2 separate regions of the Homo sapiens genome follow, and region 2 is linked to region 1. Evidence: read pairs that join two places in POLR2A ChIA-PET (ENCODE). Cell type or tissue: IMR-90. All regions are shown on one strand. Each heading gives the region's core, and the rest is flanking DNA. Links, peaks and the distances in the headings are about the cores only.

What was found. ChIA-PET counts read pairs that join two places held together with the same protein. Peaks named below come from ENCODE experiments on the same cell type or tissue, not always from the same donor. Only the 100,000 strongest peaks of a DNase experiment are listed, where the experiment ranks them.
Region 2: POLR2A ChIA-PET joins it to region 1 with 12 read pairs; 3 of 35 experiments call an interaction of 5 or more read pairs at or near these places.

The regions. Positions count from the first base shown.
Region 1 is chr19:54,036,300-54,040,694 of GRCh38, forward strand. No RefSeq gene overlaps it. Among named protein-coding and RNA genes, the nearest start is that of VSTM1, 25 kb to the right of the region's middle. RefSeq lists an enhancer at 1-161. In IMR-90, for the core only: no CTCF peak of the experiment used is centred there; no DNase peak of the experiment used is centred there.
Region 2 is chr19:53,822,836-53,827,230 of GRCh38, forward strand. NLRP12 (NLR family pyrin domain containing 12) reads right to left here and starts at 1,479. Exons shown (of 10, transcript NM_144687.4): 1 at 1,051-1,479. The coding sequence starts at 1,339. In IMR-90, for the core only: no CTCF peak of the experiment used is centred there; no DNase peak of the experiment used is centred there.

The DNA.
Region 1 (4,395 bases), core at 274-4,273:
ACCCAGGCTGGAGTGCAGTGGCACGATCTCCGCTCACTGCAAGCTCCGCCTCCCGGGGTCACACCATTCTCCTGCCTCAGCCTCCTGAGTAGCTGGGACTACAGGCGCCCGCCACCGCGCCCGGCTAATTTTTTGTATTTTTAGTAGAGACGGGGTTTCACTGTGTTATCCAGGATGGTCTCGATCTCCTGACCTCATGATCCACCCGCCTCGGCCTCCCAGAGTGCTGGGATTACAGGCGTGAGCCACTGCGCCCAGTCAGTTTACTTTTTAAAAAAGAGGTATAACGGACTTACAGTTCCACATGGCTGGGGAGGCCTCACAATCATGGCAGAAGGTGAAAGGCACATCTTACATGGTGGCAGACGACAGAGAAATGAGAGAGCCAAGCAAAAGGGGAAACCCGTTATAAAAACCTCAGCTCTCCTGAGACTTGTTCACTACCATGAGAACGGCATGGGGGAATGTGTGGGTGGAGGATTAGCCAGGTGCTGAGGCAAGAGACTGAAGGCACAAACTGTTGCAGTATAATAAAGAAAATAGAATAAGAATAGTCATAATACAAATTAGATGTAGAGATGATCATGGACAATTATCAATCATTATTATAAACATTATTAATCATTAGCTTTTAATATTACTCTTTGCTGCATTACTAATATAACCTAGGAATAACCGGCGGGTATAGGGTCAGGTGCTGAAGGGACATGGTGAGAAGTGACCTAGAAGGCAAGAGGTGAGCCCTCTGTCACGCGTGCATCAGGGCCGCTTGAGGGGTCCTTGGTCAAGCGGTAACGCCAGTGTCTGGGAAGGCACCCGTTACTTAGCAGACGGTGAAAGGGAGTCTCCTTTCCTTGGAGGAGTCAGGGAACACTCTGCTCCACCAGCTTCTTGTGGAAGGCTGGATATTATCCAGGCCTGCCCGCAGTCATCCGGAGGCCTAAACCCCTCCCTGTGGTGCTGTGCTTCAGTGCTCACACTCCTTGTCCACTTTCATGCTCCTCCCGTACTCCTGGCTCCTCTTTGAAGTTCATAGTAGATAGCGGTAGAAGAAATAGTGAAAGTCTTAAAGTCTTTGATCTTTCTTATAAGTGCATGGAAGAAAACGCTGACGTATGCTGCCTTCTCCCTCTCTCTCTGCTTCGGCTACCTAAGAGGGAAGGGCCCCCTCTCCTGTGATCACACGACTTGCTTCACCTTGTCAATCACTTCGAAGATTCACCCTGCTTACCCTGCCCCCTTATCTTGTATGCAATAAGTATCAGCGCGCCCAGCCGTTATGGGCCACTACCGGTCTCCGCGTCTTGATGGTTGTGGTCCTCCGGGCCCAGCTGTTTTCTCTTTATCTCTTTGTCTTGTGTCTTTATTTCTTACAATCTCTTATCTCTGCACACGGGGAGAACACCTGCAAAGCCCCATAGGACCCTGCAGGAATCCACCCCCATGATTGAATTATCTCCCACTGGGTCCATCCCACAACACATGGGAATTATGGGAGCTACAACTGAAGATGAGATTTGGGTGGGGACACAGACACAAGCCATATATCAAGGTTGTTCCTTCAGATGCAGCAATCCTGGGAGCTTCTGGTTAGGACAAGATACAAGCAGAGACAGCTTCATGGGTATTGTAAACTCAATGTTTGTGTCCCGACAAAATTCAGCTGTTGGAACCTAACCCCAAGGTGATGGTATTTGTAATACGGGAGCTAAAAAGAAATTATTGAGGCAGACAGTGAGGGTAAGAGAGTCCTCAGTAAGGTTTCCTATTAATAAAGAGCAGCCCCCAAATAATTTCTTTTCTAACAGAAAGCAGCCTGAAACATCAAGCTGCAAGCATAGATAAACAAGCTAAAATCTTGCATCAGCTGTGCCAATAGAAAACGGATGCCTGGGAGCCGGGTATATTCAACATGGAGGTTCCCTCTTCCCTTTTCTTTGTCCCCACATGTGCAGTAAAAAAGCAGACAACATGGCCCCGGCCAGGCAGAGACCCTACCTACGTAATAAAAGATTAGGGTGGGATGGCCAGCTTCTTTGGGGGCTATGCAAACGTCATACCTGGTCCGACTAATCTCTCAGGCCCTATGTAAATCAGACAGCACCTCCTCAAGCTTGTCTATAAAAGCCCCATGCATTTCACCACAAAACCAGGGGTCCCACTCGGGAACCCCTCTCTTCTCTGTGCAAAAGAGAGAACTATTCTCTTTTCTCTTTCTTTTGCTTATTAAGCCTTCACTCTTTTTTTTTTTTTTTTTTTTGAGATGGAGTCTGGCTCTGTCATTCAGGCTGGAGTGCAGTGGCACGATTTCGGCTCACTTCAACCTCCGCCTCCCAGGTGCAAGCAATTCTCCTGCCTCAGCCTCCCAAGTAGCTGGGATGACAGGCACCCACCACTGCGCCCAGCTAATTTTTATATTTTTAGTAGAGATGGGGTTTCACCGTGTTGGTCAGGCTGGTTTCGAACTCCTGATCTCAGGTGATCCGCCCCCCACTCGGTCTCCCAAAGTCCTGAGATTACAGGCGTGAGCCACTGCGCCCGGCCCAGTCTCTTTCACTATGTAAGGACACAGCAAGAAGGTGCCAGCTATGAACCAGGAAAAAAGCCCTCAGCAGACACTGAATCTACCAGTGCTTTGGTCTTGGACTTCCAGCCTCCAGAACCATGAGAAATAACTATGTGTTGTCTGTAAGCTGCCAGGTCTTTGGTATGTTGATAGCAGCCTGGATGGACTAAGACACTCTCTCCTTCCCTCTCATGCCCTGGACCCTCATCAGGGCCAGAAGTGGTTGGGGTGATGGCCCAAGCAGACTTTAAAAAGCACTGGCCTAGCACAAGGGTTGGCACGCTAGAGCCCACAGCTTGTTTTTGCAAATAAAATTTTTTGTTTTTAAAACAACTTTCTGGGCTGGGCACGGTGGCTCACGCCTGTAATCCCAGCACTATGGGAAGCCGAGGCAGGCGGATGACTTGAGGTCAGGAGCTCAAGACCAGCCTGGCCAACATGGTGAAACCCCATCTCTACTAAAAATACAAAAAAATTAGCCTGGTGTGATGGCAGAAGCTTGTAATCCCAGCTACTCAGGAGGCTGAGACAGGAGAATCATTTGAACCTGCGGGGAGAGGTTGCAGCGAGCTGAGATCACGCCACTGCACTCTGGCGCCTGGGCGACAGAGCAAGACTCCATCAAAAAAAAAAAAACTTTCTATAGATACATAATATTTATGCATATTTATGACATACATGTGATAGTTTGATACATGCACAGAATGTATAATACTCAAATTAGGGTATTTAGGATATTCACCACCTCAAACATTTATCTTTTTTTTTATCTTTTCGAGACAGAGTCTCTCTCTGTCGCCCAGGCTGGAGTACAGTGGTGTGATCTTGGCTCACTGCAACCTCTGCCTCCCGAGTTCAAGCAATTCTTCTGCCTCAGCCTCCCAAGTGGCTGGGATTACAGGTGTGCGCCACCACACCCAGCTAATTTTTGTATTTTTAGTGGAGATGGGGTTTCACCTTGTTGGCCAGGCTGGTCTTGAACTCCTGACCTCAGGTGATCCACCCATCTTGGCCTCTCAAAGTGTTGGGATTACAGGAGTGAGCCACTGCACCTGGCTCATTTATCGTTTGTGTTGGGAATGTTTCAAATCTTCTCTTCTAGCTATTTTGAAATATACAATATATTGCTGTTAACTATAGTCACCCTTCTGTGCTATTGAACACTTGAACTTATTCCTTCTATCCAACTGTGTTTGTGCCCATTAACTATCCCACCCCTTCTAGCCTTTGATAACTGACTCTCTCTTTACCTTCATGAGATCTACTTTTTTAGCTCCTACATGAGTGAGAACATGAAGTTGTAAATAAAGTTTTATTCTAACACCGCCACACCTACTTGTTTACATATCAGCGATGGCTGCTTTCATGGTACAACAGCAGAGTGGGGTAGTCTCAGCAGAGATCCTACAGCCCACAAAGCTGGACGTGTTACTCTCTGGTCCTTTTGTTTTCTGCCCTCTGGTCTAGGAGTTTGCAGCTCTGGGCGTTTTTTGTTTTTTTTTTTTTTTTTTTTTGAGATGGAGTCTCACTCCATTGCCCAGGCTGGAATTCAATGGCGCCATCTCAGCTCACTGCAATCTCTGCCTCCTGGGTTCAAGCGATTCTTCTGCCTCAGTCTCCCAAGTAGCGGGGATTACAGGCGCCTGCCACCACGTCCAACTAATTTTTTATTTTTAGTAGAGATGGGATTTCACCATGTTGGTCAGGCTGGTCTTGAACTCTGACCTCAGATGATCCACCCACCTCGGCCTCCCAAAGTGCTGGGATGACAGGCGTGAGCCCGGCCGTTTTCTTTTTTGCTTGTTGTGCTTCCTGGAGATGCTCAGTAA
Region 2 (4,395 bases), core at 279-4,278, 210 kb before region 1:
CAACTCACTGCAATCTCCACCTCTCAGGTTCAAGCGATTCTCCTGCCTCAGCCTCCCATGTAGCTGGGACTATAAGCGTGTGCCACCACGCCTGGCTAATTTTTGTATTTTTAGTAGAGACAGGGTTTTGCTATGTTGGCCAGACTGATCTCGAATTCCTGACCTCAGGTGACCCACCCGCCTTGGCCTCCCAAAGTGCTGGGATTATAGGTGTGAGCCACTGCACCTGGCTACCTCATCTCTTAAAATATATATACACACACACATATACACACACATATATATACACATATATACACATATATATACGTGTGTGTATATATATATAAATTCCAGATCTCCCAGGCTCAGGGATTTTATATATATGTATTTTAAATATTTATTTTAATAATATATGTATTAAATATTTAATATATAATATTTATTATTTATATATATTTATATAATATACCATATTTATATAATATAGTATATTTATATAATAAATATATACTATATTTATATATAATATATACCATATTTAATATATATTTAATAATATAATTATATACATATTTTAAATATATATTTAAAATATATGTTTTAAATATATATATTTAAAATATATGTTTTAAATATATATTTTAAATATATATTTAAAATATATATTTTAAAATATATTTATTTAAAATATATATTTAAAACATATATTTTAAATATATATATTTTAAAAAAATATATTTTAAATATTTGAGGCAAGGTCTCGTTCTGTCACCTAGGCTGGGGTGCAGTGGCAGGATCATAGCTCACCGCAGCCTCGACCTTCTGGTCTCAAGTGATCCTCCCACCTCAGCCTCCTGAGAAGCTGGGATCACAGACGTATACCACCACACCTGGCTAATTTTTTTTATTTTTGGTAGAGACAGAGCCTCACTATGTTGTCCAGACTGGTCTTGAACTCCTCACCTCAAGTGATCTGCCCTCTTCAGCCTCCCAAAGTGCTGAGATTACAGGTATGAGTCACTGGACCCGGCTGGCATTCTAGCCTTGCCTGTCCCGCCACCTCCTTACCCCTCACCAGGTCCTCTCTCTGTCCTCTCTCCCACAGGTCCTTCCTGTTTATCCGCTCAAAGGTGCTGAGAGCCAACCTCCAGGCCTCCTCTGGCCCGAAGTGGGTGATGAGCAGCTGGGCCATTTCCAGGGGACCGGCCTTCTCCATGCTTCCCCAGGGGATCTTGCCTTCTCCCAGCTCTGTCGCGGTCCCCAGGTATAACTTGAACTTCTTCAGTTCCACAGCCTCGAGTTCTTCCAAGTAGGTGGACAGGCGACAGAGGCCGTCCCTGCCTGCGGTTCGTAGCATGGGGGTGCCGTGAGCCCCAAAGGAGAGGACCTGGAGGCTGAGATGCTCCTATGCACGGGACACAGGGCGACCCCAGCACACCTTCCATTGCATCATTCACAGGCAGCGGGCGGAGAGGCTGAGCCAGTGGTTGGAGGAGAGAGCAAGGGAGGAAAGACCTTTTGCTGAAATAATGCTTTCTCACTCTTCAGTTCCCTCCTGCCCTGCCCCACTCACCAATGGCTGTTCTGGGTGGAGAAGAGGAAGTTCGGGGGGAGATTAAGAAATCCGAGGAGCCACTTGGCTGATGAAAAAGATTTTCACTTCTGCTGTCTCTTCCTGGATCTCTTGACAAAACAGTCACTCTCTTTCCGCTTTCCTCTTGTTTTCCTCATTTCACTAGTGTGTGTGGTAGAGTGTATTATCAAAACTGCGACTGCGCCTCTTCCAGGGAGAATTTTTTTTTTTTTGAGACAGAGTCTTACTCTGTGGCCCTGGCTCTGCGATCTTGGCTCACCGCAACCTCTGCCTCCCAGGTTCAAGCGATTCTCCCACCTCAGCTTCCCTTGAGTAGCTGGGATTACAGGCGCCGGACACCACACCCAGCTAATTTTTGTGGTTTTAGAAGAGACAGGGTTTCACCATGTTGGTCAGGCTGGTCTCGAACTCCTGACCTCAGGTGATCCACCCGCCTCAGCCTTCCAAAGTGCTAGGATTACAGGTGTGAGCCACCGTCCCTGGCTTTTTTTTTTTTTTTTTTCTTTGAGTCAGAGTCTCACTCTGCCACCCAGGCTAGAGTTCACTGGCGTGATCTCAGCTCACTGCAACCTCCGCCTCCCAGGTTCCAGCGATTCTCCCACCTCAGCCTCTCAAGTAGCTGGGACCACAGACATGCGCCACCATGCCCAGCTAAGTTTTTGTAGTTTTGGTAGAGACAAGGTCTTCTTATGTTGCCCAGGCTGGCCTTGAACTCCTGAGCTCAAACGATCCGCCCACCTCAGCCTTCCAAAGTGCTGGGATTACAGGCATGAGCCACTGAGCCCAGCCTCAGGGAGAATTATTAAGGACCTCACGTAGGTCTGCTATTTTTTTTCTGTTCTCTCAGTCACAAGAGTGGCATGAGAGGGACTTTGCGGTAGGCAGGATGATGGTCCCCAAAGATATTCATGTCCTAATGGCCAGAACCTGTGACATTTCACCCTACATAGCAAAAGAGACTTAGCATATGTGACCAAATGAAGGCACTTCAGATGGGGACATTATCCTGGTTATCTGGGCAGGACCCATGGAATCACAAGAGTCTTTTTTTTGAGACAGAGTCTTGCTCTGTTGCCCAGGCTGGAGTGCAGTGGCACGAACTCGGATCACTGCAAGCTCCGCCTCCCAGGTTCACACCATTCTCCTGCCTCAGCCTTCCGTATAGCTGGGACTACAGGTGCCCGCCAACACGCCTGGCTAATTCTCTTTTTTTTGTATTTTTAGTAGAGATGGGGTTTCACCATGTTAGCCAGGATGGTCTTGATCTCCTGACTTCGTGATCCACCTGCCTCAGCCTCCCAAAGTGCTGGGATTACAGGCGTGAGCCACCGCACCCAGCCACAAGAGTCTTTATAAGAAGAAGACAGGAGGGTTAGTGTAAGAGGAAGATGTGACTGGGTGCAATGGCTCATGCCTGTAATCCTAGCACTTGGGGAGGCCAAGGCAGGTAGATCACCTGAGGCCAGGAGTTTCACACCAGACTGGTCAACACAGTGAGGCCCCATCTCTACAAAATATGTGTTAGCAGAATTTATGAATTCTGATGGAAGAGCAAGTTTATAATTCCCTCTGTCTCCTGCATCATGCCAACTTTGTTTCATGCTCCTAATCAATTAAGACCCCTCAGACACACACACACACACACACACACACACACACACACACACACACACACAAAAGCCTTCATAGCCAGGCGCAGTGGCTCACACCTGTAATCCCAGCACTTTGGGAGACTGAGGCGGGCAGATCACCTGAGGTCAGGAGTTTGAGACCAGCCTGGCCAACATGGTGAAACCCCGTCTCTACTAAAAATACAAAAATTAGCCGGGCTTGGTGGCACGCACCTGTAATCCCAGCTACTTGGGAGGCTGAGGCAGGAGAATCACTTGAACCCGGGAAGCAGAGGTTGCAGTGAGCCGAGACTGCGCCACTGCACTCCAGCCTGGGCAACAGAGCGAGACTCTGTCTCAAAAAAAGAAAAAAAAAATTAGCTGGGGTTTGGTGGCGGGTGCCTGTAGTCCCAGCTACTCAGGAGGCTGGGGCAGGAAAATCACTTGAACTCAGGAGGCGGAGGTTGCAATGAGCCAAGATCCCGCCATTGCACTCCAGCCTGGGTGACAGAGTAAGACTCCGTCTCAAAACAAAACAAAAAAAACCTTCACAGCTTTTTATGAGACATTCTCCCACATCCAGTCCCTTCCAGGACTAATATTCTGTTGCATGGCATGCAGCAGTTTTGAGCAGGGGAGGGATGGAGTCAGGTCTGGGTTAAGGAAGATTCCTCAAGGCCCTTGTGGAAGGCAGACCAAACAGAGGAGGCCTGGATTGGGAGAGCGAGAAGCTGAAGCCTTCATGTTTCAGGAGATGGAGATAATGCCTGAGTAAGGGCAGGCGGTGGGTGCATCCTGGGAGTGTGGGGATGGCAGTGATCATTAGAGGGGAGGAGAAAGGTTTGGCAAACCTGAACTACCTACAGACCCCATCTGAGCTTCCTCAAGTGGCTCACGACGCAGGCTCCTTCCACGCCACTGCTGCAGGTGGTGGTAAAACTAATTTCTAGGAATTCGGAAGCGAGGCTTGGGGGAAGCTGAATCCACATCTGTCTACTTCATGCTTCCACTTTCAAGATAGAACTTTCTCATGGGGAAAGAAGAGAATTGGCAACTTCTATAGCTGCTTCTGGGCTTAGTGCCATTTCTGGAAACACAAGAATGAATCTAAAGACAAGGAATGCCATTTTCCTTTTTTTTTCTTTTTTTTTTTTTGTTTTTAGTAGATGGGGTTTCACCATGTTGCCCAGGATGGCCTTCAACTCCTGA